5 separate regions of the Mus musculus genome follow, and regions 1, 2, 3 and 4 are each linked to region 5. A link is a loop called in an ENCODE intact Hi-C map of the cell type or tissue named here. Cell type or tissue: left cerebral cortex. All regions are shown on one strand. Region 1 has its middle 30 kb from the start of Gm30986. Region 2 holds the start of Prnd (prion like protein doppel). Region 3 has its middle 73 kb from the start of Gm30986. Region 4 has its middle 35 kb from the start of 5330413P13Rik. Region 5 holds the start of Adra1d (adrenergic receptor, alpha 1d).

Region 1 (5,000 bases), 210 kb after region 5:
GATAACAGGCAGATGAGATTGTCCACTGTACTGTTTCTTTCTTCAGATTCGCAAGCATTACTTGGCAGTGTAAGAACTCTGTAACATTCCGGAAGGTAGTGGCACACACCTTTAATCTCAGCACTCCAGAGGCAAAGGCAGACAGATCTCTGTAAGATTGAATCCAGCCTGGTCTACAGAGTGAGCCCAGGACAGCCAGAGCTAAAACAGAGAAAGCCTGATTCAAACAAAACAAAGCAAAACAAAACCAAACCTTTGAAACACTAACACAATTAATTTATGGGGTCATGGTTGAAGTGTGTGCAGCTAAACATGAGCAAGTGGATCAGCTGGCAAGTGTCGTTCTCCATGGTTCCTTTCCTGCTTCCTTGGCTGTGATGCGATTCCTGTTTTCAGGTTCCTGCCTTGAGTTCCTGCTAGCTTCCCTCAGTGATGGACTGTGGCCTGGAAGTGTAAGATGAAAGAAACCCTTTCCTCCCCATTTGCTTTTGGTCAGAGTGTCATATTACAGCAACAGAATGAAACTAGAACAGGTGAGCCATGTCTTCATCATAGGTAGGAGATGTGGCAGAAGACTGTGCCTCTGATCCAGCACTCAGACAAGATAGGAGATCTAAGAGCAAGGACACTGGGCGCCCCTGAACTCCTGCTTGGACAAAGCAGACCTGTATTTCTTTTTCTTGGCTATCTGACCTTTTACTTTAACAATATTGCTTACAAAATATGCACATCTTTTTATGATGCATACAAAAGGCAAGAAGAAAAAGCACACTACCAAGAAGCATTATTAGACATGACACAAATATTAAAGCTATCAGACAGAATCTGACATGACAGTGTGCAGTACATTAAGGCCTCTAATGGAAAAGTTGGATTTCAAGCAAAATCAGATAAGAACTTTCCAGCCTGATGGAAACATGAAGATAAAACAAATGGAGACACTGGCTACAAAAGCCTAGCAACAAAGATGAGAAATCCTGTGCTTCCTCGGTGTGCTCAATTCATAACTTTCTGATCTTACAATGGAAATCACCCTCGTGGACACCCAACTCGCTTCAGCGGTTCAGGGATAAGGATTAGGAGTTTAGCCAGAAAATGCCAACAACCTGTGGACCGTGGAACTCGTTGGCATTCCAACTCTAAACATGAATATGGGAGTCTGTGCTCTTAGGAAGGAAGATTGGAGTCCCAAAATAGAGATGTTTTTAAGTGAAAGAAGGAAACAATGATCTTGATCCTCAAAATTGATTCAAAGCAGTCATTATATCTAGGAATGGATTTGGGACCGGCCTGGCAATGCACAGGTAACAGAGAACAGTGTTGGAATTAATACTGAACTCTCTACACCCTGGCTTCTGGCACTCTGTGAAACTGACTGCCTCTGTCACAGGAAATACTGTATCGATACAAAGGATCTAACCATGTCAAAGTACAGTTATCAAATGCATTTTTAAAGTTCACTTCTTGTCCTCCTCATTAAGTGGGTTGTTTTCAGTCTGTGGGGAAGGTCCGATTTATGTTTCCCACCCATCTCAGACTGACATCTCTTATGAGATGAAAAACATGAAAGAAAAAGATGAAACACAAGTATCAGTTTGTTTATTACCTCATTCAAACGATGTTAAACTGTTCTGTTAAATCGCTAACAATGTTTCAGTCTAGTGCCAGTACTCACCTGACCACAACCTGTGGTCACTCACGGTTGAGTGCCAGGTCATGGGCCACCCTCTCTGTGGTTCCTCATTAACTACAAAACCCACTGGTGTGTCTAAATTATGTGAGTCTGAAGTCATAGGGAGTATAACTGATGACTGGCACGTGACATGAAAATATGCATGGATTCTATGGATGACCAAGTCTCAGTCATAGCTAACTTCATTAGAACACACTCAGAATGTCCCTGTGTGGCGCTGGAGAGCCAGCCCAGGGCCCTGCTCGGGTTCAGCCAGCACTCGACCACTGAGCTGTAGCCAAGTCCTTGGTTATTTGTTGTTGTGATACTATGTATCTCAGGCTAGCCTCCTGTTTCCTCGGCCTCACACGTGCTGAGATTATAGACATAGACCACTATGACTGGCTTTAACTGACATTTTTATAATGGAGCCAAACTTAAACCATAAGTTCATGAAAATGAAGATATATTTTTTTTCCTAAGTCCATTCACTTCCCAAGTTCTTTCCCAAGTCCTCAGTATGCTCCATTTGAGTCCCCTGCCTTAGATCGTTAATGCTAGAAGAGGAGGTAGTGTCTCACACATCACGGGAAGGCTTTCCTTCAAAGCTCAGCCTTTCACTGTCTGGGTTCACAGATTGTGGGGTTAGGAGAGGAGAAGCAGCCTAAGTGGGGAATAGCTCGTAAAAGCCACTAAGAGCATTAAAGCTGGAATCTGCCGGAACGGGAAACGGGCTACACCGGAAGTCCGGGCTTTCAGAATTGTAGTTAGTATCACGGTACTCAGGCAGACTCATGCAAGCTTCTGAACACTCATAATGCCCCATTGTGTCAAACATGGAAGAAAGCACATTACTCTTAATGTAACCCTAAAGACACTGTGGAACGTGTGTTTTCTTTATCCCCTAACCTCACAGTTAGGGGGACAGGGAAAAGGCCACCCAGCCAACTGCCCGGTGGCCTTCACTAAGGACCTCCAAAGACCAAGCAATGTATCCCTTATGCACATGCAACTACTTGGAGTGTTGCACCCAGCTCCAAGCACACTGGGATTTGACCTTCTAGCGAGGAGGACAAGAAATTAACTCACGATAGGAGTGACTCATGTAGTTCCCGTATTGCAGTTCCCACACTTTTACTGCTTTGTATTTAAGGATGAAGTGCCGCTAGGATCCAACAACACAAGATGGCTGACTGCAGAGTGGCTGTGTGTTGGCATCCAGGGCTGTCCTGGCACTGGAGTTTTCTCAAAGGTGCACAAGGATTTGGTGCATTCATGATTCTACAACTGGGATCAACAGTGCCCCCTAGAGGTATCGGGACTGTACTGCCAAGAAGGAATTGTTTCTCCTTCCCAGATTTTCCCTAGGCTTTTCTTGAGTGGGCAAGGCTTGCATCACAGGAACCTAGGAACAGCCACTGCAAAACCAGCGATCTTAGGAGGCAACCAAGATTTAATGCATACTAATAATCTAGCAAGCAGCTTATAGGCGCCCTGGAGCAGTAAGAACGGGGATCTAGGGATGCTTTAGGGCTCCCTTCAGTGGCAGAAACTGTGTGAATACTCAGACCCACACTTTCAGATGGAGAACCGCTGGGTTAAAGTTGCAGATCATTAGGAGACCTGTTTGGGGCTTAATGGTATTGATAATAAACATCTGAGCTAAAGATTGAGGGGCCAGAAGAGGACAAAGACTCCACAGGAAGTCAACTAACTTGGACCCTTGGGGGCTCCCAGGGACTGAATCACCAACCGAAGAGCGAACATGGGCTGGACCTAGGACCCTTTCACATATTTAGCAGATGACAGCTTGGTCTTGATGCAGGGCCCCCAAACAACTGGAGCAGAGACTGTCCCTGAGCCTGTTGCCGACCTGCCTGCCTGTGGATCCCCCACACCTAAATGGACAGCCTTGTCGGTCCTCTGTGGGTGAGGCTGTGCCCAGTCCCTCCCTCAGCAGCTCGATGTGCAGCGTGGGGGCTGGGAGGAGAATGGGGGGAGGACTTATTGAGGGAGTACCAGGAGGAAAGGAAAGGCTTATATTAGGTTGTAAAGTGAATAATTAAATAAATTTAATTTTAAAAAGCTATTATAGTAAAAATAACATGGCACTGGCACAAAAAACAGACATGTAGGTCAATGGAACAAAGTAAAACCCCAGAAATGAGTGCATGAAATTATAGCCATTTGATATCTGACCACACCGCTTCAAACATGAATTAGTAAAAACATTGTTTAAAAACAATAAAGCAACTGAAGGAAGGAAGGCAGTGACTACAAATATTAAACTGTGACTAAGTCATGTGATTCTTAAACAGGAGCAAGTGACAGTTCTCAAAGACAGACATATAACCCACAAAGTACACTTAAAATGCTCAAAATCTTTAACCATCAAGAAAATGCCAATCAAAACTACACTGGGAGTGAATGTCACCACAGCTGAAACAACTACGCAATAAAACAAAAAATAACAGAAGTTGGCAAGAACAGGGGAGTGGGCAAAGGAACCAGTATGCACTGTGAGGGGAATATAAATTAGTACAGCCATTTTAGGACACTGTGGGGGTTACTAAACACACACACACACACACACTCGCGCATACACACGGAAATTAGAGCCACTAGACAGTATAGTGGGGTGGGTCTGTACTCTCAGAATGTGGAAGCTGAAGGTAGAAGAATTGTGGGCTTGCAGCCATCCTAGACCACATCCAAATCCCTATCTTAAGGAAAGAATAAAGGAAAAACTTCCATACGACCAATATTGTATTAGTTTGCTTCCCTCTTGTGGTGATAAAACAGTGATCAAAATCAGCTTGGGGGTGTTCTTGGGCTTGGTCTACTCTTCCACATCATGGTCCATCATTGATAGCCAGGACAGGAATTCAAGCAGGAGCAAAGGCAGGTCACAGGCTTGGGGGTAAGTGACTTTCACAGATGAGCCATCTTGCCAACCCTGGACTGTCTTCCAAGGGCGTTGTCTTTTGGGGGTTAGGTTACTGTGGCAAGCAGGACTCTCTTTGGCTTGCAGACTCTCCTCTGTGAGTTCTCCACCAATGTGTGCCTCTGTGTTGCCACTGAGTAGATGGGCAAAGAATCCATTGACATCCATTGACAGAACATCAAGGGAGGAGCCTCAAACTTGGACTTCCCAGAGACCAGATTCAAACCTCCTTAGAATATCAGTGTTTCTACACATTGGATTGATGCCTACTGATACACTCCACAGGGAGAACATGTGGAGTTTTATCACACATGAAGTGAGGACTTGGATCACAAAATTAGAAACATTTCTCCACCCAATCAGCAACAACAAAAGTCATGATTT
Region 2 (5,000 bases), 390 kb after region 5:
CAATTGTCATTGTCAACTGTGACAATGGCAAAAGAATGCAAATTAGATGCATGCTAAAGAGTCCTTCCTCAGATCCAGAGCCGGTTAGCCTGAGAAGAGTTGGATAATAAGGAGGAGAAGAGTGAGGTGAAGAAGATAATGGATACCCTTGCAGACTGACCTTTCATAAACAGGAAGGGGAAAATCCACATCCAGCCTAGGTGGGACCTTAATAACGACCCAGTACTGAACACCTGGCAATCAGGGATGCTCAGCATCCAAGCCACTTGAGCTGGAAGGACTTTTAAAGAAGCAGCAATAGCATCACAGCCTGGTTTGTGAGGCCAAGGAAGCAGATGGGACCCACTGAGCACGGTGGAAACAGGAAAACTGGCTAATATGGCTGCCCAGCTCTCCTCTAAAGAAAGGCTGCATGACCTGAAGCAAAATCATGGAAAACCAGGATCCGATGGATTGTGAGCAACCAGGACACTTAGTCATTGCCCAGTGGGGTCCCCCCCAAATGTCAGGAGCTGACAGATACAGGAGGGACAGGTATTATTGGGGAGTTGCATATGAGAGGGTGGTGGTAGATGCTTAGTTCACCGAGCTGCATAGGGCTGGAGTCACAGGAGGCTTGAGAGAGGGCTGGCTCAGCAGAGGCCAGGGACCTCAGTATCTTTGCTGAGATCCATGGTGGAATGTGATCCTTATGAGGTCGGAGAAGCTTGGGGGGTCTGAATGGTTGAGAGCAGCATGGAAATAAGATTAATTAATTGAACTCTAGAGGGGACGAGAGGAGGGGCTAAGCCATTCTATTCTCCTCCTTGGCACAATGCAGAGAGTGATCTCACACAGGAAGCTTTTGAAGGAGAGTTTATTTCATGTCGGAGGTTGGGTCTTGATGGTCGCTTTATTTATTTTTAAGTGTTCTTAACTAACCGAAGATCTAATCAAATGGAAGACTTTATCAAATAAAGACCCACTTGTGCATACCGGAGTTACCCCTTTTTCTTGTCACTTCTCAACATACTTGAATTTCTAATATTTGTACATTCACAAGATGTGTACCAGAGCCCGTGGGATCCCGGAACACCCACATCCCAGGGATGGTCCATTACACCTAGGTAGCCTTCCTGCCATTGTCTGGGCAGGGAGACAATGCCCTTGGCTATGATCTCCCTGCTCCTGTACAGAAGCCTCCCTCTTCAACGTCCTTTGAGGCAGGTCTGGGAGGCCATGTGTGAGGCAGGGCCAGATGTGCAGACTCTGCATCTGGTTCACATTCTAATTTGTCTTGTTAGCACCTGAGCTTCTAGAATTCCTCTTTATTCTCCAGCATGCTCTGTCTTCTACCCTTCCTGGTGCCTCTGAGAACAGCCCTTTGTTAATAATCAAGAGGAATCTGCAGTGTCTTCAGTTTGGGCGCTGCTTCCCATCACCCTCTGTCAAAGCCCTACTCAGAAAAGGACTGGAAAGCCAAGGGAGGCGGGCGGTAGCAGGGATGGTTCATAGATGCAGTACGGAGGAATGAGGCCCCAGAACGCATTGCCTCTAGGCTAAGTGGCCTTGAACCTGTCTGAGCCTGTGTCACGGTTAGTACAGAGTTGCTAAACTAGAAGATTCTGGGTCCTTTCCAGTTCTGCATGCAGCAAACCCTAATTATGTCCTTAAGCGTGTATATAACCAACAAAATTTCACAGATTATTGTCTTCGAGTAGTAAAACGTTAGACATTTTTAATTTTTGTTTTATTTTGTTTTTCTCTGAATTAATTTGCAAATAATCCTCACAATGGCGGTCTTTGTGCCATGTCTGTTCACATGCACAGAAAGTCTGTAAGTCTACAAAAAAATGCAAACATCTTTCTAAGAGAGGAAATAAATCAACCTTTAAAATAAAACAAACAAACAAACAAAGGCAAAAAGGTGGCAGTGAGGTGGGGGCACAGCTAGAAGTCCTCAACACAACTTCAATAGCTCTTAGTTCTGTTGGGGTAGCTAGCTGGCGAGTCCACCTTCAGGCTGAAAATTCGTTGTAGATTTTTCTGGTGCCATCTGCTGCCCATTACAGGAAAGGCAGCTTCATTTAGTTCCGTTGAAGACAAAGGCTGCATTCTGTTTTGAGACAATCTTACCTATCCTTACCTCTAGAACTCACTTTTAACTTCATCTTCCAGTAGTGATCACAAGAGGAACACTCCAGAAAGTCCCTGTGTTTAAGGCCTTGGGACAGTCACAGGTACCTGTGAGCTTCCTGCCATGGGGCCGGGGGCATGATTCTGGCTCCCCTCCCCACTGCACCTGCGCAGTAGGGAAGGCCCTCGAGGAATACATTTTTACTGCCGTCATCTGTGTATATAGACAGATCTGTAACCTATTGGCCTTAGGGCTCACCTTGACCTCAAGTATCCCTAGGGACCCCAAAAAAGCCCAAAGTCCCGGGCACTCAAGTTTGTCTCCCTCCTCACTCAGTCCTGCTTTTCCCACATACCCAGGAGAAAGTGGTGACTTTTCCACTTTTGGGGGCTCCAGCAACATGGCATGGTGGATGGGGGTGGGGGTCCAGACAAATGGCAGTCCTTCTAAATTGTCCCTTCCCATGAGGTTGCCTGAAAGAGGCCCCTTGTCACTGGCGACTGGTCTTAAGGGGCAGGACAACAGATGTACCCAGCAAGGCTTCCTTCAGCCCCCTTGGCTGTGGGCACTGGAAGCTGCCCAGGCTGTAGTTCTTCCCAGGCCGGTCTTAACATCGAGATCTTCACGTGGTTTTATCAGTGAAGAGTAACAAGAGGCTCCAACCTTCCAGGGTGGAGGAGTGATGCAGGAGCCCTTGATTGGTCCTGCTGTGGAGGGAAGGGCTACCCTATTTGGAGGGCTGGAGCTCGGTAGAGAGGCCCCCTCCCCCTGCAGCGCCTATATAGCTGAGTGGTGGCCGAGGGAAGGTGTTCCGGAGAAGTGAGGGCTCCAAGCTTCAGAGGCCACAGTAGCAGAGAACCGAGGTATGTGGCGGGGATTTCCCAGACCAAGCAGTGGCTTGTGACTTCCCTTCCAGCCCCACCCCCTCCTGTCCCAGGCAGGGAGGGATGCTAGGAGCGCCCGCTCATTCATTCCTAGCTGCCTCAGTATTCCTATGCTCTGATGCTACTGGGAAATGGTAGGTACTTTGGGGCTAACTGGTGGGAATTTTGTTGCTGCTTTTAAGCCCTTGCCTATGAAACTAAGTCCTGTCTCAAGAAACCTGTGTTTTCATTAAAAAAAAAAAAAAATGGTTGGGGGGGGGGGGGTCAGGGCTCACTCTTAAATGTCTTTTATGCTATTACTCTTATTTAAGATTTCTACTACCACAAGGTAGTCTGACACCACGGTGCTTATTCGGAAGACCAATGAATATTTACTTTGTACTTGAACTTCTTTGGGAGAAAGTTGGTTTGAGTTCATTGGGGTGAGAGGAGTTAGAAGCTTTGTGCTTTACCCACTGGAGGACTGAGACAGGCAGGGCTCACAAGGATGGGGCAGAGAGGCCCCTGTGCGTCCTACATACATGACGGGGTATGTTCTTAGACTGGAAGAGCTTGGGTCTTCCTTTGTTTTTGTTTTTTTTTTTTCTTTTTAAGATAAACACCAGTGTTGCCCCCCAGAGCTAAACAGTCTAACATGAGCATTGAGCCTGTCTGAGGTTGTTACAATGAGTGACAGAGGCATGCCTACTCTGATATCCCAGGGACCCATAGTAAATCTTCATCTAGGTGACAGCCCTGACCCATTATGCTGTAGGACTCTCTCTATGTCCCTGGTCAACACAGACAACGACCCTGGTGTTGGAACACTCTGATGCTGGCCTTCAGATCAGGGTGGATTTCCACAGTGGCCACTGTAGCTTCAGGAACAAGATGCCACAGCTGCTAGAATGGTAATGAAGGGGAGTGGGGCAGATCCCCGGAGACTGGCAGCTCTTTGGACCCTGGGGTAGATAACCTTGACAGTCTTCCAAGTCTCAATGACATCCCTTTGTGCTAATGCAGTGGTTCTCAATATTCCTGATACCGTGACCCTTTAATACAGTTCTTCATGTTGTGGTGACCCCAACGATAAAGTTATTTCTTTGCTGTTTCATAACTGTAATTTTGCTACTGTCATGAATTGTAATATAATATAAAATATGCAGGACCTTTGATATGTGACCCCCCCCCAAAGGCACCATGACCCACAGGTTGAGAACCACTGCTTTAACCTCTCTGGAAATCCCTCAACAGCCCTGATTTCTATTAGCTAAGGAGCCATCATGCCCCCAGCAACACACACCATTAGCAACACCTGCCCCTGAACTCCTCACAGTCAATGCAACTCAGTTATTGGTGTGTGCTCTCAGAATCAATGTTGAATTCGAATTGGCCACCTAATACATGCAGCTTAGGGCAAATTACTTTGATATCTCTGAATCCCAGGACAAGCTACAAAGATTGGACAAAAGTATTTTCTCCTTGTGAGAATTAGGTCATACCACAAAAAGGTTTTACATAGTATACGGGCTGACATTTAATATGCTATTAGAATGAGCAGAGGGTACATTGTCCCTGGGTGAAACTGGGAAAGTTCCTAACAGCACGTTTTGACAGTGATGTAAGAGACTGGGACCCCTGACTGCATGTCCACTCTCCTTTTCTCCTCCAATTTAGCCTCCTTCTCTCCCTGGTTTCAGAATCAGCAGCCAGTTTCTGGGAGCAGATCTGGTCTGGAACGGTGCCAACTCAGGGCACTAGAAAGTAAGAAAGACTAGGTCAGGCCATTTGATTCCAACTCTTGCCTCCCAGGGATCATTAACTTGAAAGACTGGGAAACACAAGAGAAAGCTGCCTTCCTTATGCATCTGTGTTCCTATGCATGATCAGCAGCTCTGTCCCAGACAACCAAAATCAGACCAAGAGGAGTAACCCCTGGCCAAAACAAAGAAAGCAAGCTGTCAGTGAGTTGACCCACTGCAGCCTGTGCAATAGACATCATTATGATCTGAGGATTCCTT
Region 3 (5,000 bases), 100 kb after region 5:
AATAAACCTTCTGGTTACTTGTGCATGTCTGAAAAGCATGGTAAAACCAACTTTGTCCCGACCACACTTTGGAAGTGGCTGAAGCTGAGAGAGCAGCTGGTGATGATGCTGAGAAGCAGATAATTATACTCAGGATCTCAGTAGAAGCCATCAACTCTCCCCACTGCTGCTCTCTGTGGCTCAACTCCCAGCTTAGAGCAGAGCTGTGGGTGGCCACTCTGGCTCTGTCGAAATGCAGTCGCTCTAAACCTGCCTTGTACTGTCTACATCCACCTCCCTTCCCTCCTCAAAAGCTTCTGCAAAAGAGACTATTTAAAGAAAGAGTGCACAGAGCAGGGGGTCCAGAAATGGAGGTGGGAGGTAGATGAGAAAGAGTGTGTGCTGCTTTAGAAACCAGTGTGCTCAAATCCTAAGGTACTGGCTGTCAATGATGACAGACTCTGGGCTTATGAGTTATGTGCCAAGGATTTTTAGGACCAACCCTTTGTTCTAGTATCTGTCTCCATGTGACCCTGTGACTATTCTAGAGGCTAGGGATTCATTTCCCACAGCCCTGGGATGGCAGGATCCCTGAGTTGTATTTTTCATGAGGGTGGGGACTGGCGGGTAGTCCCAGGCAGTTTTTCTTGTCCATTGTTCAGGTGCATTTGTTATGAGAGTGATGTCTACTTGTAAAAGATCCCAGGGATTCTACCACAGTTTAACCTGAGGACCTGATGAGCTGACTTACAGTGCATGAATTTGGCATTGCCTGTTAGGGGATGGGGGAGCCCAAAGCAGGGGAGGGGGTAAATGATTCCTCTGTCTGCCTCTTTTCTGATGGAATACCTGCAGTGCACAGGCCCATTCCTGATGGGCTCTTGTGAGCCAATCTGAGGAAGAAGATGGCCATTTTGCTGAGCTGCACAGCTGTGCTCCCTGTCCAGGTGTGGCCATAGCAAATTATGCCCCTGTATTACCCTGGGACTCAAAACTGGCAGTGTCTGAGACTCTGATGGTGTCTCTGAGACACAGGCTGAATAGAAATAGACTGACTGCTGATGGAGACACAAGGAGCTCCATGTCAGGTTCTGTCCCTGTGTGGTGGTTTGAATATGTTTGGCCCACGGAGTGGCACTATTAGGGGGTGTGGTTTGTTGGAGTAGGTGTGGTCTTGTTAGAGGAAGTGTAGAGGGCTTTAAGACTCTCATCCTAGATGCCTCGAAGCCAGTCTTTTCCTAGTGACCTTCAGATGAAGATGTAGAACTCTCAGGTACTCCTACACCATGCCTGCCTGGATGCTGCCATGTTCCTGCCTTGATGATAATGGACTGAATCCCTAAGTCATCCCAATTAAATGTTGTCCTTATAAGAGGGTTTTTTTTTGTTTTGTTTTGTTTTGTTGTTGTTGTTGTTTTTTTTGTTGTTGTTGTTGTTGTTGTTTTTTTTTTTGTCATGGTGTCTGTTCACAGCAGTAAAACCCTAAGACACCTTGAACAAATTTTGGGTTGGTCATCACCCCAAGGGATGTACAAACTATTAAAAGCAGGCATGAGCAGTGCTTGCCCAGATGAACAGAACCTGTAAGGTATTCTGAACTCAGAACAAGGCACCGTGAGTCAGGCCTTATTGATTCTCTGCTAGCCACCAACTTAGTATTGATTGATGTCTTTCTCTTGGTTTCCCTTTGATCAAAATGACAACTATTAAGTAGTTTCTGAGATAATTATAATGTTGCTATAAAGCTGCATTAAAGTTCTGTTCAGAACTGTGGCCAAAAGATACAAGCTCTTTGACAAGATGGATTCTGGAAAGACAGGGTGGAAAGCAGTTAGTGAAAGGCAGGAGAGCTGTGGTGTGGCCTACAATATCCCAGACACGGGGCTGGTGGGAAGAGGGAGACAGAAGTGTCCACCTACTTATGGCTTTATGTTTGTGTCAAGATGCAATGAAGGGGAGCCCATGTCCTACCCAAGGTTATCTGCAAGTGGTTACAAAATGCAGCTTTCTGTCAATTGAGTTGTGACTTCCAAATGCCCTTCCAGGATCTCTGGAGCTCATAGCCCTTGGAAGGCAGGTTCCCTGACCTGCACTTTTCAATAGGGCGGGGACTGGCAGATAGACCCACCCTAATGATCTTTTGCCTACTGGAGACCTGCAGAATCCTCCCATATGCATTTTGAGATTCAGTTATCGTGCCACAGTCTCCATAGCCCTTGCTTGAATGAAAGTAATAAGTGAACCTGGGGCACTCACTGGGGGAGGGCAGGAGGCACAGAAGCTGTTGGCCCCACTTTTGGGGGGCACCTGAAATGCTCATGTGGCATGAAACAGCTTTATAACTGTGAATTCTTCCTTTTGGATCGACATTTCTTTTTGAAACTTAGGATTTGATAACAGCTGAAAAAAAAAAAAAAACACCTAAAGAAGTTACAAAGAAGTTGAGACAGTGGCCTTTGTGTGACTCACTGCCCACATATTGCCACAACCCACTGCACCGAGGAAACAATTATATCCTATATAGGGCAAGAAAATCGTGGCTTTATTTTTTTTCCCCTCTGCTTTCAAGTAACTAAAATATCTTCCTTTTTATAAGTGAGCCCAGGTGCCATCTGTCTGTTCTTAGGGGGAACTATCCACACTCAGGTTAGCTGCTTCCTGAATCCTTTCCTTTTTAAAATCACCACAAGAGGAGACTGTAGATATTTTATTACCTAACTGAGTCTCCCAAATGTTCTTAAAACTGTCACAAGCATAGGAATTGAGAAGAAGGGAAAATGGAGGAGACAAAGGTTCCAGCAACAGAGGGATGAGAAAGAGCGGAGAGGCCAGAGAAGACTTCTTAAGTCCACAGGACCTGGAGAGTTCCACATCAAGGAATGGCAGGGCTTCCCCCTCAAAGAGCTAAAGGAGGCTGAGGGTAAACCACCAGAAACCTGGTGTGTGGGCAGATGAAACCAGGAGATTTATGTCTACTCTTAGTTTTAAATTTTATTTTTGGGTCACATGCAATGATTACCCATGTTTAATACAATTATTAGCCATGTTTATGGGAAGCGCTGTGATATTTTGGCACATGTGTATATTGTGAAGATGATCAAATCAAGCAGTCATCCTTACTTTAGGCATCCATAACTTCTCAATGATAAGACCTTCAAGGCTCTGCCTTCTGGCTTCTTGAAGATATCATTGACATTTAATTTTCTTTAATCTGTTGCTTTGTTTGCCTGTAAGTGCTTGCTAGAGTTTGCTACAGGAATGGACCTTTGTTTGGAGCTGCGGAGAGGTGGGTAACCCTCTAGGTTAGTGTCTCTCAGCCTTCCTAATGCTGTGATCCTTTAATATAGTTCCCCATGTTGTGGTGACCTCAAACCACAAAATTATTTCATTGCTACTGTAACTGTAATTTTGCTACTGCTATGAATCATGATGTAAATATCTGATGTTTTCTGTTTAGGTGCCACCTGTGAAAGGGTCATGTGACCCCTAAAGGGGCTGCAGCTCACAGGTTGAGGCCACTGTTCTAGGAGGCGAAGCATGTGAGGAAGTTTGTAGGTCAGCAGGTGCACCCCTGAAGGTGACTTAGGATGTAAAGGCAGAAAACTGGGGAGATGAGAAGGCGAGGCAGTCTCTTAGCTTGGAGTCTGGTGGAAGCTTCTCACCAGCAGTGAAGTGGAGGTCTCTCTGCCTTCCTAGGCATAAACATGCACTTTTCTAGGAACCACCCGAAATGCCAGTTAGAGTGAAAGGTGAGACTCATGGCTTTTGGTTGTTACTTGGTCAGATTATAATTCTATGGGAGGCACCTCTGGAGTCATCCCACAATCTCACCTATCAAAAGAGAGGGGGAGAGTTTCTTAGCAACCTGCTGAGCTATAACTTGAGAGCCACTAAAATGGTATATGTGGCTAATGCTCTGTAAACTATTAATTGTGATTCTCATTTGAGCAGCTCAGACACACACTTGGTGTGTCTCATTCTCTGCAACCCTCCTTTCCCAAGTCTATGCCCATACTTGGGCCTACCTAATTCTCTGTGAGGCTATGAGGAGACCACGTTGATGCTCTGGGGTACCCCTTTTCTTGACTTGCATGCCTTTCTCTCTCTCACTATCATTAACATCTCATACATCTTCGATCTGCTTTCTTGTACCTGGTGGTCCTGAAATTCTTTTCAGTGTCAGATCCATGAATCTGGCTCTGGCCTGAACTGAGATCTCTGAAGGTGTTAAAGGGATTTCTCTGTCTGCCAGGGGCGGTGGCCTGCAGCTGTGTCTCTGTCCTCATGTCTCTGTGGATAGTGTGGCCTCACTCCCCCTTTTCTCATCTGCTTCCAGACCACGGGAAAATGTTTTTGTTCTGCCACACATTGTGCCAAAGCCATAGGGCCATTAATCATGGGCAACCCCCCTAAAATGGTGCTGAAAACAAGCCCTTCAGTAAGGGGATTCTCTTAGGTCTTTGTTACAGTACGAGGATGCTAGGCAACATGGTACCATACTTTAAGATGTTTCTAACTTAAAGGATATGGACTGAGCTAGCTATTGAGCTGAAAAATAATAGCTGTATTATATTGAAAATATTTTTATGTAGCATATTCTGATCATTGTTTCCCATCTGTGAAAAATTGTGCTGGAATTTTGATGAGGACTTCATTGAATCTGTATATTGCTTTTGATAGGATGGCTATTTTCATAGTATTAATCCTAATGATTCATGATCATGGAAGATGATTCCATCTTCTGATATCTTCAAGTTCTTTCTTCAATGTCTTTAAGTTTTTATTATACAGATCTGTGGGGGTTCGAATAGGTATGGCCCCCAAAGACTCATGTGCATGAATACTTGAACCATAAGGAGTGGCACCATTAGGAGGTGTGGTCTTGCTGGAGAAAGTGCATCTCTAGGAGGTGGGCTTTGAGGTCACAGAAGCTCAAGTCCAGGCTCAGTGGCATTCTCTTCCTGCTGCCAGTGGGTCAAGATAGAACTCTCAGCTCTAACTCCAGCACCATGTCTACCTGC
Region 4 (5,000 bases), 250 kb after region 5:
AACATTTCCAAATAGAAACATTAAAAGAAACCTGCCTTTAAGGAACTTTCCTTCTTTCTCAACTCTTGTTTTGTTTTGAGAGGAGGTCCCAGGATTTCGTACCCACTGGCCTGGAGCTCACTCTATGTATCAGGCTGTCTTTGAACTCATGGAGATCCATCTGCCTCTGCCTCCACTGGGATTAAAGAGGTGTGAGCCACCACACCCACTCCCCTTCTCAACTCATGAAAACATCTGATTTCTAAGCTATTTATGGCTGGGTTTGCTGGCCTCATGCTTGGGAGGTAGAGTCAGAAGGATCAGGGTCAGGCTCAGCTACTTAGTGATGGTGTACCCAGCCGCATCTATGTGAGGTCTTTTTCGAAACTAAATAAGATCTTTATTAAAATGCACAGGATCTTCACTCAGTCCTTTGACAGGAACAGGGATATTATGTTCTTCAATTTGTCTTAAATGGGTTTTTATAATATCCTTTAAGTATGTGGTCCATTCGTCCAAGTTATCAAATTTGTGGACATGATGGTGTCCACAGTGGTCCTCAGTAATTTGTACAACATCCAGGCATCACTAACAATGACCCCTCTTTTATCTTGGATATTGGCAATTTGGGTGGGTTTTTTTTTCCATAGTTAGCAGGCTAGACACGAACTTTATCGATTTTTTTTCTATTCACTTGTGTTTGGTTTTATTGTTGTTGTTGTTGTTGCTTTTTGCTTGGTTTGATTGGGGGGGGGTTGTCTTGCTTTAGATTTAAATTTCTCTTCTTTCTAAAGGCTCCCATGCTGATGGGATCCACATCTTCCTTTCTAGGGTATACACCAATACACTGCACTACACTACACTGCACTGCACTGCACTGCACTGCACTGCACTGCACTACACTACACTACACTGCACTACACTACACTGCTACAAATTCTAGTCACTGAGATTGCTGCAGCCTATGTGTTTCAATAGATTGTATCTGAGCATTTAACTTTTTCAAAGTAATCTTTAATTCATCTTTAGCCTGTTTTTCCTCATTGTATGTTATAAAGAAATATATTGCCAGGCAGTGGTGGCGCATGCCTTCAATCCCAGCACTTGGGAGGTAGAGGCAGGCAGATTTCTGAGTTTGAGGCCAGCCTGGTCTACAGAGTGAGTTCCAGGACAGCCAGGACTGCACAGAGAAACCCTGTCTCAAAACAAACAAATATATCGTCTAATTTATAGATATTCAGGGGAATTTATCCAGATATTTTTTACATTGGTTTCTAGCTTTATTCTGTTATATCTGAGAATAAGCTTTTTATAATTGCTAATCTTTAAAAATGTACAGAATCTTAAAATCTTCAAGCAGAAATAAAAATGCTTTGAGCTTTAGACTTTGCTTGTTCTAATGAGAGTGTCTGCTGTGTGTATCCTAAACATTTGTGCTTACACACACACCTACATTTTTTGTGTTAAGTTTTGAACTGTGAGGGGAGTTGGGAGGTAAAAGTCCTCCTGACTGGTGTTAATGCTGTAGAAAAGGGAAGCCATCAAGATATTTAGCCTTTTTCACCAAGTGAACAGACCCTGAGAAGGTCCTGACTATGAGCCAGCAAGCCAGCCCTTCAAACCAGTCAGTGAATCTGCCATTTCCTCCATCTTGGACCTCCCAGCCTCAAGAATTGAGAGAATGTGTGTTGTTTATAGTTCTACACAGTTGTGGTGTTTTGTTATAGCAACCCCAAAGACCCCAAACACTGCCTTTCCTGTTTAAATTTAAAGCACAGCATTGGCTGCTGATGGAGCACTGGACAGATTTAGGTTTTGAGAGGCGCTATGTTCTCAACAGTGCTGACTCAACTGTGATTGATTCAGTTCAGGAGCTACTGAGTTGCCTGGGCATTTCCTGTTTCTACGGATGCAATGGGCAAACAGTCAACGATTCTTCGACTCTTCGTTCTTGATATAAATGCTCTCTTGCTCTCTGATGGGAGGAAGTGTCCTGGGTGTAAGAGGGTAAACTGTCCGGTCTGGGTCATATGGGCAAGGGCAGATCAGTGCCTCCAGGTTACTGCTCTTTGCCCTCCATATTACACCACAAACTCCGTAACTTCATAGTTTTGAACGTGGAAGAATGGAGCCCTTCACTGTTTAAAGAAGCTGATTGCCATTCAAAATTACCATTTGGTTGATTCTTTGGACTCAGCTCAGTTCGTTTGATTTTGATTGGATTATAGGTGATTACTAGGGTGATCCTAGCTAGGATTATTTCCTGTACCGAAGTATGGAACACTAGTTGCCCCGCCCCTTCCCCTTTTCCTTCTTCATCTATTAAGTTTCTAGCTCTGCGCAACACTCAACATTACACAGACTTACTTGTGCAGCCAGCTTTGGCCTGAATATAGGGATTCCTTAATTACCTTTCTTGTATGCCCGTGGACTCTAAAGTTCGTCTGGAGAGAAACTATCACTGATCCACAGGGGCTCTGGTGTTTTCTACCCGGTGTTTTCCCAAGACAGATGGGAAAATCTGCGGAGGTGCAGAGGGTCTACTCGTGGGTAAGCCTTTCTGTGGAGGAGGCCACTGTCAAGTGGGCTTGCGGGGAGAGTATAACCCAAACAGAGAACTTTGTCTATATTTGCTAGCTCTCAGGAATCCAACAGGACCAATCCCTCAGCCAGGTTTCCAACAGGGTAAAAAGATATGCCCTGTCCTAAGGTTCCACGCGATCTAGATTCCAACACCACACCTCCACTTAGGCAGGAAGAGCAGCGATGGGTAGGAGGACTGGGAACAGGCGGAGCTGACAGGCTCTGCCTTAGACAGGACTTTGAGAACATTTTGCACTATGCAGTTGGTACCCGTGGTCGGAGCGCCGCCTAGCGGCGGCATCTGATCCTCCTCCCACAAAGCGCGAGCATCCTGGATGGGATCCGTAGGTTCACTCTTGGCTTAGCCCACAACAGAGAGGCTGGAGTGTGAGAAAGAAGGGTATCCGCAGAAGTCGTGCCTACTGCAGTCCGTCTGAGGTCCAAACTAGACTGAGTTCTTCATGTACCCGCTTTTTTCCAAGTTGCTATCAGCTCTCTGTCCCCAGCGCTCCTCCTGATTGTCCCTTACCACCCCCCCACACACACACACACACACTCTTGAATTCTACTTTGTGGAGTAAAACGGATTCATTTTCTCCATATCTGTAACTGAACAGATTCACGCCATCTTCCCAATACAAACTAAAGACTAGGAGATCCAAAGGGGCGGTTCCAATCCCAAGGGCAGGAGACTCGACCAGAAGAACTACTACTACTTCATTTCCAATGAAGTGCCAAGGCAAGAAAAGGCTTGGGATATCTAAGCCTGAAAGCCATCAGGCAGTAGGACTCTCCTATTACCTCAATGAAGGTCACAATTTCTATGCACAACTAATTTGATGGTGTCCACCCACATTAGTAGGGCAGTTTGATTTATTTGATCTATTTAGATGTTTACCTCATCCAGGTTCCATCATAGAAACACCTAGAACAGTGTGAGACCAAATGCCTAGCACACCCATCAAGTTGGCATATAGTGAATTATCACAGCTCCCCTGGCTTAAGCCATGCCAGGTAGTTGGGGGAACTTGTGAGGGAAGTCCACCCAAGGCAGAGGGCTGGACAGTTGGGAATGTGTCTAAGAAGCCATGGGCACCATCAGTAGTTATCTGGCTATTTAAGGTGTCTGAACACCTTGTCCACAGGGCACCGAGTTTCTACTCTGAACCCAGCCTCCTTCCCAAGGTCTATCCCTGAAAAAAAGAGCAGGAGCTCACCACATCTCACTCACCCCTTGCCTGGATTGACAACTTCAGATCTCCTGCTCTCGGCCATGCAGAAATCTGTTATCCAGCAGCCCTAACTGACAGGAACAATTCATTTTGCCAAAAACAGCCCACCCTTTCCTTTCCTGAAATTTCTGGACATCAACCGTCGACGTCCCCAAGTGCACGGCCAAACAGAAACAAGGCATCCCTGTGGCAAAGGAGAAGTCACGGTCTTTTCTGCCCAGCTCCCAGGCTTGCAGAAACACAGTGAGAGCTTTACTCATGGCCGTGCTTTTATGTGTTCTTCATCCTGTGCAGCGCAGCAGAGCCTGGCTGATAACAACACCATGTAACAGTAATTAGATGGATAATTATATGTGCGTGGAAGGGTTTGGTGGACGGGTCTTGGTGAATAGGGCTATAAATACATATATCAAGAAAGATTTCCATTAGAAGTGAGCCTAAAGCAATTGAAAAGAGTTCATTAGCGACGTCAGGAGATTTCTGTAGCTAAAACATTATCGGCTCTTTTCACCCTTCACTGAAAGGCTGTCAATGGGGAAAAAAAGAATCTGAGATTATGGTGTGAGTCCATGGGAGGAAAGTGCTGAGTCCATAAGTGTTCTGTCTTTATGCAGCTTCTCCTGGACTCAGCTGTGGCGCAGGCCAACATCTACCTTGTTTACACCCAGTGCCTTAAATGAACGATGCTTAAAGACATCGTTTTGTTAAACTCGATGTGCTATAGACACAGGGTGACTATAGTTACTTCTACCAACGTGCTGTGGTTAAAGGCTTTAGAAGAAAAGCTGAAACGGATATGGGACGTGATTCTGCTTCACCTCCCCCAGACAGACAGACAGGCCTCAGGTACAACTGTTCCAGCTAACACCCTTGCATGCGGTTTTTCAGAGAGCCAGCTGATCTTTCCATTTACCCAGTAAGCAGCCCACACAAATGGAAGAGCTAAAGCCTGCTGGTTATGTGTGCTAGGCACAGCCATCCACTTCCCTCATGGGCTTCAAGTCCAACAGTCAGGCAAGAGCAAGGTTCCAGAGCATGGAGCATAGATTTGAGACCTGAAAGCCTTTTGAAAGAGATTTGTGCTGGGTGTGCAAATGTGTAACAGTGCCCGTGCATGATGGTTAAAATTACAGAAGAGGGTGAACAGTAGTGAGCTGCACCCTCACACACCCAGCACCAAGGTTTAAAATGCAATCCCTTAGTCCA
Region 5 (5,000 bases):
TTGATGTTTGCTCAGATTTCCAAGGAACTAAAGCAAGACCGAGGTTTGTAACATCTACAAAGGGTAAGAAAGAGTGAGAAGCCTGTTTAAGGGAAAACACATTAGTATCAAGAACCCCTCGGGCGCGCTCTCTCTCTCTCTAGTAAGAGAACAGGAAGTTGATAAACTTCCACAGTTAGGTTGTGGGTCATCTAAGCTTTCCAGGTAAGGACCGCCCAGAGGGGAAGGGTCTAAAGTGAGGGAATCACTCACCCAGAGGCAGGACGAAGAAAAAGGGGAACCAGCACAGGACGAAGACACCCACGACGATGGCTAGGGTCTTGGCAGCCTTTTTCTCGCGGGAAAACTTGAGCAGCCTTACGGAGAGCGAGCTGCGCAAGGTGTGCCCCTTGCTACTCTGTGTCCCTGGATTTCCTTTGGCGCTAGTGGCTGCGCCGCGACAGTGGATCCTCAGAACCACCTCAGAGGCCTTGCCCGGCTCCCTCTTGATGCCCGCCTCGAGGCTGCGCGTGGTGCTGCGCGCGACCACATACACGCGGCAGTACATGACCACGATCACTGCCATGGGGAGGTAGAAGGAGCATACGGAAGAGAAGATCGCATAGCCCACCTCCTCGGTGATGCCGCAGAAACGCTCATCCGGGGGCACTGGTTCCTTCCAACCTAGTAGCGGTCCCACAGATACCACCAAGGCCACCGCCCAGAGCAGAGCCAGAATGGCAGCGGCCTTGCGTTCTGTCATAATGGCTGGATACTTGAGCGAGTGGCGCACACCCACGTACCGGTCCACAGAGATGGTGCAGAGGCTAAGGATGGAGGCAGTGCAGCATAGCACGTCCACCGCGGCCCATACGTCGCAGAAGGTCCGGCCGAAGGCCCAGAAGCCTAGAACCTCCATAGTGGCTGAGAAGGGCAACACAGCTGCACTCAGTAGCAGGTCAGCCACTGCTAGGTTCACGATGAAATAGTTGGTGACCGTCTGCAAGTGGCGGTTGCAGGCCACGGAGAGGATGACGAGAAGGTTGCCCGCCACAGCGGTGAGGATGAAGGCGGCTAGGAAGACACCCACTCCCACGCCCTGAGCACTCACCACTAGCCCCCCGACGGCCGCCGAGCCATTCACCTCGCCGCTTGCCGCGGCCCCCGCTTCTGCCGTGGAGCTCTGGTTGTCCTCGCCGCTGCCGGTTCCCACCACAGCGCTACCGCCTGTGGCACCCGGCACGCCGCCCACCGCCGGACCCTCGGGGCCAACCGTGCCAGCTCCGCCGCCCGCGCCGGAGCCCCCAGTGCTACTGCTCGCCCGGGGTCCTTCGAAAGTGACGCTCAGGATGTCGCGGAAAGTCATCTCACGGCGCAGCCGTCGGGGCCCGAGCCCAGGCACAGGGCGAGCAAGTGGCGGGGAGGGAGCCCGCGGGCATCGCCGCAGCGCCCGAGCCAGCCCCGCGCGCCGGTCCCGTCGGTCCTGCCCAAGTTCCCGCGGCAGAGGGGCCGCAGGGGAGCGGTGCTGCAGGGAGAGCGGGGCGGAGGTCACCAGGCCGTGAAGGTCCCAACGGGAACGGGCTCTGGCGGTGGCTGCAGAGTCACAAGAAAACAAGGGCCGGGGCCGGCTCCCTGCTCCCTGCTCCCCTCTCCAAGCGTGTCCTGGCGAGCGGTGGCTCCTCCGGGAGCGTCAGTGCAGGCGGCGGCCTCTGCAGCGCAGGGGACTCTGCGCGGGGGCGGGACGGAGGAGGGGCGGCGGGGAGGGAGGAGGGGGCGGCCGGCGCGAGCCAGCGAAGGGGCTCCGCGCGTCCAGCGGCTGCGGGGGTCCTCGCCGGTGCTCACGACCGTCCTCTGCCCTAGCTGTCCCCTTATCCTCCTTTCCTCAGCTCTCCTGCACCCCGGCTTTTGCCCCAGCGCTCCTCGCTGCCTCCCTTCCTCTCTCTGGACTTGCGGTCACTCTCTGCTTGCCCTTGCCCTAGCGGAGCATACAAGGTGCGATTCCCCGGGACTCCGGGCTCCCGGCTTCTGCCGCCAGAGAGCAGCAAGAGCCCAGGATCTGTGGGTTCAGGGCTGGATGATTTAAAAAAAACGCTGCCACTTGAGAACGTCTGGATGCGGTTTGATGCCCCTCCTCTTTTTTCTAGGGCAACTGGCCAGCCCAAGATCTCAAAACCCACTATGGTGCGATGGTGGCATTGAGACAGCCCTGAAGGGGTCAAGATGCTTGGGCGCGGGTTGAAGATGGGCGTGACTGGCGTGAGACCAGATGGTGTGGTCACAGCCCTAGGACTTTGCCCGTACTCTGAATAATACCAACTTTGGCCCTGCAACTCTACTCTGCATCAGAAGTCAGAATAAATCTTCCTGTTGCTACTCGAAGTACTCGGGACTCCCTCTGGGCAGAAAAGGTCACGTTCTGGAGGGTGGGAAAGGTTACTGCAGGGTGCTTAACAGGGAGGGAGCAGAGTAGCTTGCCTCCACCATTCAGGCTCCGGCGTCTTGTGCCTCGGTTCCCCACATGTGAAAACGAGAGTAAGATTCACTGTGTTAGCAGCGCCACCAAAGTAGTGCCCATACTTCTCAGAAGAGTGGAGAATAGTGGGGTAAAGCCTGAACACGAAGAACAGAGGGGAGAGGGGACGGGGCTGTGCTAGGAAGCAGGGACGCAAGGGAAAGAGAAGGGAGGGAGGAGGACCAATAGGGAGAGACACAATGCCACTGGACCACCCCAGGCAACTGTACTTACATGGTGCACATAAACTGGCCTCCTCAGGCAACTGTACTTACATGGTGCACATAAACTCATGTAGGCACACACATGATGTGCGCGAGCACACACACACACAAGTGCAGGCACAAATACATCTTCAAAACACTACCTTTCATTCTTCATCATTTCTTCCTTTCCTTGACTTGGCTTATGGAAGCGAGGCCATAGAGATGCGGGAGGATGCTCTGAAAATGTCATGTGCATGTCCTTGGTGCCTGGTTTATTCCTTGTTGCAGATGGTGGGATGGTAGAAGCAATGAAAGCCTCAGTTGTGTTGTGACATGAGCTTTCTTCTTCTCCCATCCTGCAGACCATTCACTGAACTCGATCCACAAGAGCTGAGCCCTTGGCAGGCAAAGTATGACTTATACACACACTGCCTTCCTAAGGCAGATATTCTGATAGGAGCTTGTACCTGGGGAGTGAATACTGGAATTGTCTTACTGTAGGGTCTTCAGCAATTCTTACTGTAGGGTCTTCAGCAACTCTCTGGGACCATTGCCTTCTTTACAGCTGAGGGCAAATGGAATTGGAATAGAACAGAATAAAGCAGTGGGATTCTGGCTTCAAAGCAAGACTTCAAACCAGCATCTTAGAGAAGTGTTGGCTGGATTGGGGCAATCTAAGTCTGACCCTCTGGGCCCTCCTTGCAAGTCTCCCCACTGGTTCTCAAAGCACTGTGAGCTCCTGGAGGCTCATGGGCATAGCGCTGGCTCCCTGATCCTGGAGAACCTGCTTTGTGGTTCAGCAGAAGGGACTTCCTTTGAGATGGAAGACGAAGTTCATGTTATGTCAGAAACAGACATGTTTGTCTTTCTATATGTCAGGGCTTGTGGAATAATCAGTAAAATCACAAGCTATGTTAGCTTACTTGACTGAAATTTGCTGAATAATGCTGATTTTGCTTGATAACTGGTCATTGCCAGTCTCTGGTTCTCTCTCTCTCTTTCTCTTTCCTTATTCTCTCTCTCTCTCTCTCTCTCTCTCTCTCTCTCTCTCTCTCTCTCTCTCTCCCTCTCCCTCCCTCTCTCCCTCTCTCTCTCTCTCTCTCTCTCTCTCCTCTCTCTCTCTCTCTCTCCTCTCTCTCTCTCTGTCTCTGTCTCTCTCATGTGTGTGTGTGTGTGTGTGTGTGTGTGTTGTACGCGTGTGCACACATATGGGTGTATGTATGTGTGAGAGGCCAGAGATTGATATTGGGATGACTTTATTAATAGCTTCTCCATTTTATTTATTTTAAACTTGTTTTATTAAATGTATTTTAATTTTATGTATATGGGTATTTTGCTGTGGGTTATTTATATGGGTATTCAGTGCCCAGAGAGGTCAGGAGAGGGTATTGGATATCTTGGAATTGGAGTTACTGATGGTTGTAGGCCAACATGTGGGTCCTGAAAATCAAACCAGTGCACTTAACTGCTGATCCATCTCTACAGCCTCCAGTTTACTTTTTGAGACAGGGTCTCTCACTGAACCTGGAGCCTGCTGATCATCTAGACAAGCTGGCCAGCTCTAAACTCCACATGTCTCTGCTACTCCATGGCTAGGGTCTCAGGACACACCACACTACACCTGATTTTCTGAAGCTACTGGAGATCCCAACCCAAGTCCTCATGTTTACACAGAAAGCACTTTACCCACAGAGCTATTTCATAAGCCCCAAATCACTGGTTGTTGGATTCCAATCTTAATTACTAGTATTAATTCTCAGGTCCCATTTTTTGCTTTTTATATAATCATGCTGCAGAATGTCTATGAAAGGGTTAACAAGGCCTCAGGGTTCAGAGAAGCTGTCCTGAAGCTGGAGGCAGAGAGTTACTACAGTTGTAAGAGAATGTATGGAGGGACTCAGAAAAGAAGCCTTACTTACAGGTGTGGGTGCAGGTTGTACAATTCAGAGCCAATGGCAGGCCATTTGAGGTTTGGCTTGCTGGCTGAATGTCATGGGCAGGAGAAAGTTCTCTGGAGCTGGAGCCCAGGGACAGAGGCAGGAGTCCTGTACTGCACAGTTTTCTTGGATGAGGCTTGTGCTGAGTGGCAGGGTGACTAATCAGCATGCTTGCTTCCTTTCAGTCTTAGGTGTGCTTTCTTTTATAGTCCCAGGTGAGTTACATCTAGTTTTATTGATAAGCTTGTGAGTCTGGGGTTTCTGATATGATTTGATACATTTTCAGGTGTCAGTATTTATTAGCATCAGCAAGTTGTCAGTTTGTGCCTCTGGGTATGTTGCAGGTGGCCGTTGTTGTTTCCTTGT

Evidence for each region. Hi-C counts contacts between places; a loop is a spot of excess contacts. Peaks named below come from ENCODE experiments on the same cell type or tissue, not always from the same donor. Only the 100,000 strongest peaks of a DNase experiment are listed, where the experiment ranks them.
Region 1: it touches region 5 in a loop (10-fold over the local background); 15 of 42 quality-filtered maps call a loop at or near these places.
Region 2: a loop joins it to region 5, with 6 times the contacts of the local background. A loop is called at or near these places in 13 of 42 quality-filtered maps.
Region 3: it touches region 5 in a loop (8-fold over the local background); 8 of 42 quality-filtered maps call a loop at or near these places.
Region 4: a loop joins it to region 5, with 8 times the contacts of the local background. A loop is called at or near these places in 19 of 42 quality-filtered maps.

Annotation. Positions count from the first base shown.
Region 1 is chr2:131,768,108-131,773,107 of GRCm38, forward strand. No RefSeq gene overlaps it. Among named protein-coding and RNA genes, the nearest start is that of Gm30986, 30 kb to the left of the region's middle. In left cerebral cortex, CTCF peaks have their summits at 2,983 (motif pointing left) and 4,471 (motif pointing left); DNase peaks (open chromatin) are centred at 2,961, 4,206, 4,461 and 4,949; H3K27ac peaks cover 6 bases.
Region 2 is chr2:131,947,937-131,952,936 of GRCm38, forward strand. All of the region lies in intron 3 of Prn (prion protein readthrough transcript), which reads left to right. It overlaps Prnd (prion like protein doppel), which reads left to right and starts at 2,925. Exons shown (of 2, transcript NM_023043.3): 1 at 2,925-2,979. In left cerebral cortex, a CTCF peak has its summit at 2,046 (motif pointing left); a DNase peak (open chromatin) is centred at 2,029.
Region 3 is chr2:131,664,583-131,669,582 of GRCm38, forward strand. No RefSeq gene overlaps it. Among named protein-coding and RNA genes, the nearest start is that of Gm30986, 73 kb to the right of the region's middle. In left cerebral cortex, no CTCF peak of the experiment used is centred here; DNase peaks (open chromatin) are centred at 185 and 2,550; H3K27ac peaks cover 3,005 bases.
Region 4 is chr2:131,810,102-131,815,101 of GRCm38, forward strand. No RefSeq gene overlaps it. Among named protein-coding and RNA genes, the nearest start is that of 5330413P13Rik, 35 kb to the right of the region's middle. In left cerebral cortex, a CTCF peak has its summit at 2,839; DNase peaks (open chromatin) are centred at 2,829 and 4,734.
Region 5 is chr2:131,560,824-131,565,823 of GRCm38, forward strand. It overlaps Adra1d (adrenergic receptor, alpha 1d), which reads right to left and starts at 1,674. Exons shown (of 2, transcript NM_013460.5): 1 at 253-1,674. The coding sequence starts at 1,345. Gm14285 (a long non-coding RNA gene) reads left to right here and starts at 953. Exons shown (of 3, transcript XR_374988.3): 1 at 953-1,037; 2 at 1,866-1,971; 3 at 2,124-3,630. In left cerebral cortex, a CTCF peak has its summit at 2,007; DNase peaks (open chromatin) are centred at 501, 729, 1,078, 1,590 and 1 more place; H3K4me3 peaks cover 2,492 bases; H3K27ac peaks cover 2,426 bases.